Linked DNA regions of Mus musculus: region 1 is linked to region 2. The links are chromatin loops, found by intact Hi-C in ENCODE. Cell type or tissue: heart. All regions are shown on one strand.

The links. A loop is a pair of places that touch in the nucleus more often than their neighbours do. Peaks named below come from ENCODE experiments on the same cell type or tissue, not always from the same donor. Only the 100,000 strongest peaks of a DNase experiment are listed, where the experiment ranks them.
Region 1: a loop joins it to region 2, with 2.5 times the contacts of the local background. A loop is called at or near these places in 2 of 42 quality-filtered maps.

What each region holds. Positions count from the first base shown.
Region 1 is chr11:69,679,932-69,684,931 of GRCm38, reverse strand. It overlaps Senp3 (SUMO/sentrin specific peptidase 3), which reads left to right and starts at 2,962. Exons shown (of 11, transcript NM_030702.4): 1 at 2,962-3,269; 2 at 4,082-4,789. The coding sequence starts at 4,093. Tnfsfm13 (tumor necrosis factor (ligand) superfamily, membrane-bound member 13) reads left to right here. Exons shown (of 13, transcript NM_001159503.2): 9 at 194-272; 10 at 400-447; 11 at 599-714; 12 at 940-1,078; 13 at 1,588-2,355. The coding sequence ends at 1,697. Tnfsf13 (tumor necrosis factor (ligand) superfamily, member 13) reads left to right here. Exons shown (of 6, transcript NM_023517.2): 2 at 194-272; 3 at 400-447; 4 at 596-714; 5 at 940-1,078; 6 at 1,588-2,355. The coding sequence ends at 1,697. It overlaps Tnfsf13os (tumor necrosis factor (ligand) superfamily, member 13, opposite strand), which reads right to left and starts at 2,900. Exons shown (of 3, transcript NR_166809.1): 1 at 2,785-2,900; 2 at 259-528. In heart, a CTCF peak has its summit at 1,987 (motif pointing left); DNase peaks (open chromatin) are centred at 481, 1,981, 2,911, 4,401 and 2 weaker places; H3K4me3 peaks cover 3,108 bases; H3K27ac peaks cover 3,670 bases; H3K27me3 peaks cover 147 bases.
Region 2 is chr11:69,578,944-69,583,943 of GRCm38, reverse strand. Wrap53 (WD repeat containing, antisense to Trp53) reads left to right here and starts at 4,695. Exons shown (of 10, transcript NM_144824.3): 1 at 4,695-5,000. The coding sequence starts at 4,892. Trp53 (transformation related protein 53) reads right to left here and starts at 3,585. Exons shown (of 11, transcript NM_011640.3): 1 at 3,429-3,585. In heart, a CTCF peak has its summit at 2,362; DNase peaks (open chromatin) are centred at 2,433, 2,723, 3,603 and 4,583; H3K4me3 peaks cover 3,973 bases; H3K27ac peaks cover 3,620 bases.

The sequences.
Region 1 (5,000 bases), 100 kb before region 2:
GGATCTAGATTTGGAAGTCAAGGGAACAGCCATTTAAGGAAAATAAACACCCTGAAAGGCAGTCAGTGCCCAGATCAGGGGCCTATGACAGATACATACATTTCAGTTATTCCTGGTGTTGAGGAGGGCTGGGAAGAAGGTTGTCTGAGACCCTTAACATCTTAGTCAAACTCTGGCCCTCTTTCATGAGCAGAGTCCTGATGTCCTGGAAGCCTGGAAGGATGGGGCGAAATCTCGGAGAAGGAGAGCAGTACTCACCCAGAAGCACAAGAGTGAGTGAGCCCTGGGGTTTCGGTGCGGTTGGCGGTGACCCAGGAGCACGAGGGATGCGGAGCAGGGCTGAGGTGAGGGTGGACTCCAGGGCAGGTCAACACTGCTGTTTCCTCCTTCTTTCCTTAGAGAAGCACTCAGTCCTGCATCTTGTTCCAGTTAACATTACCTCCAAGGGTAAGCACTATTTTAAATAACGGCACTGTGGGAGGGGCACCAACCAGGAACTGTGGGGCTGGGGCCAAGAGAACCCTAGAACTGAAAAGGGAGAGAGCTCATGTACTGAGGGTAAGGAAATGCTGACCTGCACACTCCTCACCTCTAGCAGACTCTGACGTGACAGAGGTGATGTGGCAACCAGTACTTAGGCGTGGGAGAGGCCTGGAGGCCCAGGGAGACATTGTACGAGTCTGGGACACTGGAATTTATCTGCTCTATAGTCAGGTAATCCCAGATAAGCCCTGAGCCTGCCGTGTGGACATGGAGACTGGCTTGTCACTCTTCTTTCTATGTACCCTGTCTGTAAGGAGGGTTTTCCTGATCCCTCTGCTCATACTAAACTTAGAAAACCCCCTCCTTATTGCCTGGCTCCACTGCCAGTGCTCCTGAGGCCTCCAGGGACTGAATGGTGCCATCCCGGTTTTCTTCAGCGTCTCCCTTCTCTGACAGGTCCTGTTTCATGATGTGACTTTCACAATGGGTCAGGTGGTATCTCGGGAAGGACAAGGGAGAAGAGAAACTCTATTCCGATGTATCAGAAGTATGCCTTCTGATCCTGACCGTGCCTACAATAGCTGCTACAGTGCAGGTGAGAACTGTGGGCTCCGTGGAGTGTTGATATGAGGTAGCAGAGCTGACTTGGAGTGGGGAGTTAGACCAGAGAGTTGGGAACGGGGGTGGAGAGGCAAATCTGAAGACTCAAGAACAAGATGCCAAAGTCCTTGCAGGGAGAAAAGGCACCCGCCTATGAACAACTAGGTTCGTGCCTATAATCCCACATATGAAGCCCATGTGATAGGTTAGCCTAAAGTTCAAGGTCAGCCTAGGCTACAGAGTGAGACTGCCTTCAAAATTCAACAAAGCCAGTGAGACCGCTCACTTAGGAAAGTAACTTGCTCCATCCCTTACATCTCACCTCCTGGGTTTGATTCCGAGAACCCACAGAGCAAAAGGAAGGAACCAACTCTCAAGCTGTCTTCTGATCTCCACACATGCACATGTTCCCCAACAAAAAACTGAAAACATAAAATCAAAATGGAGGAGGGGCTGGAGCAGGCAGAACGAAGCGTCTGAAATGTTTTTTTCCCCCACCCTCAGGTGTCTTTCATTTACATCAAGGGGATATTATCACTGTCAAAATTCCACGGGCAAACGCAAAACTTAGCCTTTCTCCGCATGGAACATTCCTGGGGTTTGTGAAACTATGATTGTTATAAAGGGGGTGGGGATTTCCCATTCCAAAAACTGGCTAGACAAAGGACAAGGAACGGTCAAGAACAGCTCTCCATGGCTTTGCCTTGACTGTTGTTCCTCCCTTTGCCTTTCCCGCTCCCACTATCTGGGCTTTGACTCCATGGATATTAAAAAAGTAGAATATTTTGTGTTTATCTCCCACACAGCCCCAAATTCTTTTGTTGTGTGTGCGAAGGGGGTTTTGCGCACTGTGCCAAGCCTTGTCCACTGGAATGCATCCAGAACAGCAGCACCATCTAGCGGCAGGTTGAGGAAAGACTATGGTCTCTGCTAGGGAAAACCTTATCCAACTCTTCAAGTACCCTCTGCTTCAATTAACAAGAAGCCCGGCTTTCAGTATTTCACCTATTGCGTCCAAATTCTTGTTACTATCTAGAAAAAGATATATGTTAGGTGCCTCGATATGCATGCCATTCATCCTCCCCATTCTCCTATACACTTCCGAGCTGGGCACTGAGCTTTACGCCTTAAATCACAGTACTCGGGAGGCAGATCTCGATGAGTTCGAGGCCAACTTGGTCTAAATAGTGAGTTCCAGGCCACCCAGGGGTTACAATGGTGAGACCCTGTCTCAAACAAACTAACAAACAAATAAACGAAAGGCTCTCCACGATCAGACTGGTATCCGGGAAGTTTGTATGTACTGGACGCCCTGGCACACCGGTCGTGTCTCACTATTTAATCACGCCCTGCTTAAAGTTTTTGTTTTTTTTTCTTTTTTCGTTTTTTGAGACAGGGTTTCTCTGTGTAGCCTTGGCTGTCCTGGAACTCACTCTGTAGACCAGGCTGGCCTCGAACTCAGAAATCCGCCTGCCTCTGCCTCCCAAGTGCTGGGACTAAAGGCGTGCGCCACCACGCCCAGCTGTTTTTTGTTTGTTTGTTTGTTTTTAAAAACAAAGCCCTCAAAACCCAATGTTCGGCCTCCGTTTTCCTAAGCGCCTAGCTTTGGTCCAATCCTTGCGGGGCCCCTGACATTCTGGCCATGCACTGGGAAGCCCACTAGATCACCCAAAGCTCAGGCCACGGAAGAGCAGGGAGTACCGTGTGGCTGCGACGTAGAGCGTGAGGCTAGGCGCGACACGCAGGCGTAAAAGAGCGAGCCGTGGGACTGCCACACGCGGCAAGCCAGGCGACTGTGCGCAGGCTCGGCTCCGCGTAGAGCTCGAGGGCGGGACCGTCCGGTGGCCTAGACGCGCTGAGGTAGGCGGGACTGAGCACGAGCCGGCGCTGCTCGCCGGGTGTGACGCACTAATTGCGCGCCGCCATCGGCGGTGGGCCTGGGGCTCGCGGGAGGGGAAGGAGGAGGAGGGGTGGCGGCGGTGCTGGAGGTGGAGGTGGAGGTGGAGGCTAGAGCCGCGCTAGAGGCGGCCGCAGTGGGGCGGCACGAGCATTGGCTTCGTGAATTGAGACGGCTCCGCCTGAGGATAGCAGGAGTGGCGGGGTCGCCGCCGTCCGAAAGATGAGCCGGAAAGCCTAAGTCGGAGACAGCCGCCTTGGGGCCCGTGTGCCCGGCTTCCCCGCTCCTGGTGAGGACGCCCCTTCCCCTCCCCCCGCCCTTGTGGCCTCTTCCATTTCTGGTCTTCGCTCGCACCTAACTGGGCCCAGGAAGCCCTTTAAAGGACTTAAGACTGTTGTGTGCCGAGTCGCCCGAGCTTTCAAACTATACTGGGGCCGGGAAGCGATCAGGTCTCCTGGGAGAAGACTGGAGAGGGGCCGGTCTGCCTGGCCCCCACGGCTCCGTTCTGTCCCATCTCCTTAATTCGGTCGCTAAGCACCGATTCGGTTCGCTTGCAGTTTTCTTCAACGTTTCCTCTCATCACTCCATTTCCTGAGCCATTGCCCTCGCACCACCCTCCCCCATACCTGAGACGTGTGTGTTCCCCCCCTACCCCCATATCATTCCAGGGCGAAAGGGAACTTCCCACAGGGGACCAAAGTTTTCCTGGTGAAAGTTGTCTTCCCAGGTACCTGTGTCTGGGTTCCTGTGCTGAGCCATCTCTCTTAGCAAAACAGCCTTCAGACTTGTCCCAAGGACATCCATAGTAGCATTAAAGCTGAGCCTGGAAATACTGGGTTTCACCCAAAGAGCTTAAAAATAAAATATCTAAGGCCTACCAGTCAGTCATTTTCTTTTGTCTTCTCTACCTGGACAAGGGACGAAATGATGGCAGAGTCAGTTCCTTCTGGACGAGGTTGGCTGGGAAGAGCTGAAGTTATGAGTTTTTAGATTTGTCTTTAGCTGTATCTGAGATTAGAGGGACAATGCTGAAGAACAGTTCCGATCTTGGAGAAAGGAGTAGGGTGTCCTCAGTTGGATAATCAAACTTTTGTTTTACAGGGTACTGAAAGATGAAAGAGACTATACAGGGGACCGGGTCTTGGGGGCCTGAGCCTCCGGGACCCGGCACCACTTACTCAAATCCCAGGCGAGAGCGTCTTCGTTGGCCCCTACCCCCTAAGCCCCGGCTCAAGTCCGGTGGTGGTTTTGGGCCAGATCCTGGGTCTGGGACCACAGTGCCAACTAGACGCCTCCCTGCCCCCCGGCCATCTTTTGATGCCTCAGCTAGTGAAGAAGAGGAAGAGGAAGAGGAGGAAGATGAGGAGGAAGTAGCAGCTTGGAGGCTACCCCCTAGGTGGGGCCAACTGGGGGCCTCCCAGCGCTCTCGAGCTCTCCGACCCTCTCATAGAAAAACCTGCTCACAGCGCCGGCGCCGAGCCATGAGAGCCTTCCAGATGCTGCTCTACTCAAAAAGCACCTCGCTGACATTCCACTGGAAGCTTTGGGGGCGCCACCGAGGCCGGCGGCGGAACCTCGCGCACCCCAAGAACCATCTCTCACCCCAGGAAGGGGGTGCAACGCCACAGGTGCCATCACCCTGCTGTCGTTTTGACTCCCCCCGGGGGCTACCCCCACCCCGGCTGGGTCTGCTAGGTGCTCTCATGGCAGAGGATGGGATGAGAGGGTCTCCACCAGTGCCCTCTGGGCCCCCCATGGAGGAAGATGGACTAAGGTGGACCCCAAAGTCTCCTCTGGACCCTGACTCGGGTAAGGTGGGAAATGGGAAGGGTGATGAGCCTGGAGCACCAGGAGTTTGTTGCCATGGTGAGCCTAAGAAAAGCAGAGCAAAGCTTCCAGAATATCCGTGAAATGATCTTAAGCCTTAATTTTTATTAATTAATTAATTAATTAATTTAGTTTTTTTTTTGAGACAGGGTTTCTCTGTGTAGTCCTGGCTGTCCTGGAACTCATTCTGTAG
Region 2 (5,000 bases):
GCATGAGCTCGACACACACTCACACACACACACACACACACACACACACACACACACACACACACACGCACACACGCACGCGCGCGCGCGTACTCAGTGTGATAAAAGATGACCATTATGTTTGATTTAGTTTTATTTTGTACTCTGAGACAGTCGCCTCACTCTGTGGCTCGGCTACAATGGCACTTCTTCTGTTGCAGCTTCCTGACCATTGGGCTTGCAGGTGTGAGCCACCACATCTGGTTTAAGACTGTTTATGTAACTAAAACGTGGATACAAGAGAACATGGTAAGTGTTTATTTGGCAAACTTTGAAATAGCCTAGTAGTAGCCCTCTCTTGCACCAAGACAAAGACAGTGGGTTTACTTTTATCAGCCAGAGACAAAAAAAAACCAACCAACCAAGACGTAAAGATGCGTGCCCACCGTTACCTTCCTTCCTAAAGCTTACCAGCTTTTTATCCAGGTCTCAAATCGATACCAAATTAATAACTAAGGAGTCAAATTTACTTCTGTCCCTTCCAACGTCACTTTCTCTAAGGAACCATCGCTTTCGCACCTTGGAAAATGTCACTTTTGGAACTTATTTCCCCCTTTCTTGAGACAGGGTCTCACTATGTATCCCAGGCTGGCCTTAAATTCATTACTGTCTTAACCACAGTAGTGCTGGGATCCTAGGCATCCAACTTACTTCGAGGCTTGTCCCAACTCTAAGAAGCCAGGCGGTGGTGGCAGGCACCTTTGATCCCAGCACATAGGAGGCAGAGACAGTTGGAGGCCAGCCTGGTCTACAGAGGGGAGTCCCAGGACAGCCAGGACTACACAGAGAAACCCTGTCTCAGGAAAACAAATTATGATTCGAACAGAATAAAGGATTGCGAAAAAGGACGGAGGGCACAGTCAGTCGCCCTTTCTCCGTCTCTTGAAGTATTCCCAGGAGGTTACTGCTGTGAATGACATAGATTTCTGTTTGATTCCAATACAGCAATCCATGGACCAATGGCACTTGGTCAAGCTGGGTTTAACCTGTTTTTTGTGGTCTCAGGATTTAAACCAAGGGTATCATGTTTGCCAGGTGAAATAATCTACTCCAAGCCATATCTCCAGCTGTTTGCCTTTCTGAGACAAGGTCTTGCTAAGTAGCCCAAGTTACCTCAGCATCCCAAGAGTGTTAGCATTAAAGGCACGGGCCATCGAGACGTCCTCATTTACCCATCAGGAGAAAGGCCAGTAGGCTCTGGTTTGCCAATGTTAACTTTTGTACTCTTTCTCTGTTTTTGAAGACACTCTCATTTATCTCAAGTCAGCTTACAACTACCCAGGGAAGGATGACCTTGAACTCCCTCTATGTATGGTCTGGACACTGTGGTCTGGAACTCGAGACTGTCGAGGCTTCCCACTGCTACTCAACTGTAGCAGCAGGTTATCTTGTGTCAGTGTGAATATTAACATACGTGACATATTTTTCTTTTTGAGATAGGGTCTCCTTGCATATCTTTGGCTGGCCTGAATCTCTGATATTGACCTGCCTCGGCCTCCCTAGCTTTGGGGTTAAAGGCTTGCAGCACCCGGTCCCAGTCCAGCCTGGCTCCTTTTTTCAGTCAACACGGTAACATTTATTTGAATAACATTTACAGTGCAGGGTCATATGTAAGCTACAGATGATTTAAGCATAATTTAAGTGCATATACTACCCATCCCAGACATTCCCAAACCCCTCTGCAGTAAATTATTCAGAGAAGAGAAACTGGAAGAGCAGGGTAAATATCTTCCAAAGTTGTCTTTATGTAAAAAAAAAAAAAACAAAAAAACCAATTTACATATATCTACATTTGTAAACAAGATGGGGCCTAGGGGCACCTCCTTTTGACTTCGGGTTGGGATCTTTTAACATTCACAAGAGAGTCCTTCACTAAATCCAGTCAAAGAGATTGCAAGAGCAGGGAGGCTATTTGCATAAGAAGGCATCCCTGGACCGCTGTGGCTGTCCAGTCTAACCTTCACAGCTAGGGTTCCCTTCGCGCGTCAAAGTTTAAGTGAAGTCATTTGTATACTTTCTCAATGAACTGGAGGATCTAGTCTTCCTTACGGCTTTACAGCTGAAGCCACGAAAACAAAGTCCCCCCGCCTCCCGGTCTACCTATCATTTATTCTTTAGACCGAAACTAAATCTTCAGATGGACAAAAAAATTTACTTCCCGATCCAAGTGCAGTGTGGAAATAGTATTTTTACAAAAGAAAAAAAGGCACGCACGATGTCTGGTGCGCGATAAGAAACTGTAATGAAATGACCTGTTCTAAAAATTGAAGTGGCGGGGACAGGCATAGCCCACGCCCAGGCAGAGTCCCGCCACCTCCCGCTGGGAAGAACCGGATGGTGCGGGCTGACTGCACTTAGGACCGCCGGGCGCCCGGGGCCCAAGCCCGCCCCTTCCGCTTTCAGGACGCGCGGAATGCGTTAAGCAAGGGAATGGCTCACCCTAAAACCGGATACTCGGTAATTTGCTTTTCCGGCAGGAAGAAACGACCTATCGGCGCACTCTTTTAAATAAACACCTCCTCCTTTGCAAAAGCAATAACCAAGTAATCCAGAAAAATAAGATGTCGAGGACAGCAGTTTTCCTCCTCAAACCACAGAACCAGCCTAGAATCCATTTCTCCCCTTTCGCTACTCCCCCGTCGCCGGGCGAGCAGTGATCTGCTCCGAAAACAAGAAACCGGAAATGCTCCTGCAAGCGGCAGAAACGTAAAGGAGCCAAACAATAACAGGGCCGGCGGGCCTTTCAGACCAAGAGGCTGAGTCGGGCCCCGAGGGCAAATACTTCTGGCTAGCACCGCTAGTGCTTCAGGCTTTTCTTGGATTTTCTTCATCTAGCAGGGTCGAGAAGCGGCTGGAAAAAAAAAGAAATCACTCCAGGGACAAAGGTCCGGAAGTTGCGGGACCTTAGCAGCTAAGGCTCCCCGGATCACCCCGATCTCATCCAGGAACGGAACCCAGGGTTTCATTAGGATGCTATGGGGGGTCTTAAGTCTTAAGCTATGAATCTCGAAAAATCTTAAATCCTGGTGCTTTGTGCATGTTATTTCCGGAGCTTCCATCACCTAGCAGCGGGCAGATAAGTGTGTACAACGCGTAGCGGAGAGAAAACCCCTTAGGCCATCTCAGTGGTCCCTATATGCTCTACTTTGCAGGTGCATGACAGTGAGGCTCGTCGGTCCTAACATCATCATCATCAGCTACCCTCACTACAGCATCTGACATATACACTCCCGTTCATCCCGCCCGCCAAGCTTCCATTCCGCCCATCTCCATCGCGCTGAGTCCCCCCACTGCCCCACCCCCAAACCCCACGGTTTTCTCTAGTTTTATGGATGCAAACGGAGAGAGCCAGTGACCGAGAGGTCTCGTCACGCTCATCAATTACTTACCCAGTCTTCGGAGAAGCGTGACACCCTGCTGGGAAGGAGGAGGATGAGGGCCTGAATGCTAGGTGCCCCCTAACTGTAGTCGCTACCTACAGCCAGGATGGTCCCAATGAACTGAAGCTACAGAACTTTAGCCAGGGTGAGCACGTGGGAGGGGAAAGTCCCAATCCCAGCAACCCCCGCGAGACTCCTGGCACAAAGCTGGATAGTCGCCATAACAAGTAAGGGCAAGTCCTTCCGTGGGTTGAGGGCAAGAAATGGAGGCGGGGACTTGCAGAGTCAGGATTCTCCCTGAGATGTTGCCCTCAGCAGGAACGCTTTGTGAAAAGTCGTCTAAGATATAGAGCTGTGAGGGCAAAATGGGTGGAAACCGATTCGGAGGACTCCTGCCTCTGTGTCAAGTATAAAGAGTGGAAAGAATTAAGTTTTTATCGTAAGTGGACCGCCACTGTTCTGAGCTCTGTGCTCTTTCCTATCCAGCTAGATAGTCATAGCCATCTTTTTGGATTTTTAAGACAGAGTCTTTGTAGCCAAGGCTGGCCTGGAATTCGCGGCCGTCTTCCTGCTTTAGGCCTTCCAAGTACAGGGATGAACCAACACGGGCCCCTAAGTTCTTTTTCCCCTCATTAGCTAAAATGTCACTTTAGAAAGGCTTTTCATAGTATCTCAATCTAACGTGTTCTCCGAGATACTTGGTATCGCACCACCGTGTTTAATTTCCTGTACAGTCCTTATCACTCTCTGTAAAGACTGTTTTCACAGCCTTTAATTGCACAGCAACGAAAACTTTATGGAGATTAAGAACTAGAAAACATTGCTATTTTTTTCCCAATGCCTTGTATAGTCCTGGGTTAGGCAGTAAGAACTTGATAATAAATGTCGAATGAATGAAGGGAGGGCGGGGGAGAAAGGGAAAGAGAGGAACAAGAAGGGGGGAGAGATGGGGAGAAAGGAAACCTGAGGTTACGGGATTCAAAACAAGATAGTCAAGAGGGGCAAAAACTGTAGAAATTATGCGCCCTCTGCAGGCCAGGGAGGATAGGCGCTTTAAGAATTACCCCCAGGGGACGGTAGGGGGCGCTCGTGTAGTTTTCGCCAAGGCCCAGAGTTCAGACTACAACTCCCAGAAACCTCTAGGAATTCTCCAGCGCTTGAGGTGTAGGCAAAGTCGTTCCTTCCCGCCTTCCCGCTCGGAATCGGAGGAGGATGCGGAGAGCCTATCGGAAGGTGGCCCGACTCCCGCGAGAGCAAGAAGCCCTGGCGGCGCCTAGCGACCCTAGGCGCTTGGCTTTGGACACTCGTTCCCTGGTGATTGCTTTAGGTTCGGCTTACATTTTCCGGAAGAGGAAAGCGGACTCCGGTCTCTGAGCATCCCTGGGAACGGTAATGCACTCTAGCCTCGGCAGCTGGTAGCCGGCTCAGCGAGACTTGCCCGACCTCTGCCTTCCGGGGGCTTACTCTACAGAATGAAGACGTCGGAGGAGCGACTCTTAGCTCCGGATAGCCTCCCTCCTGACCTGGCCCCAGCTCCGGTACCCCAAGGTTCCCCAGCGGAGAAAAATACAGACTTTGAAC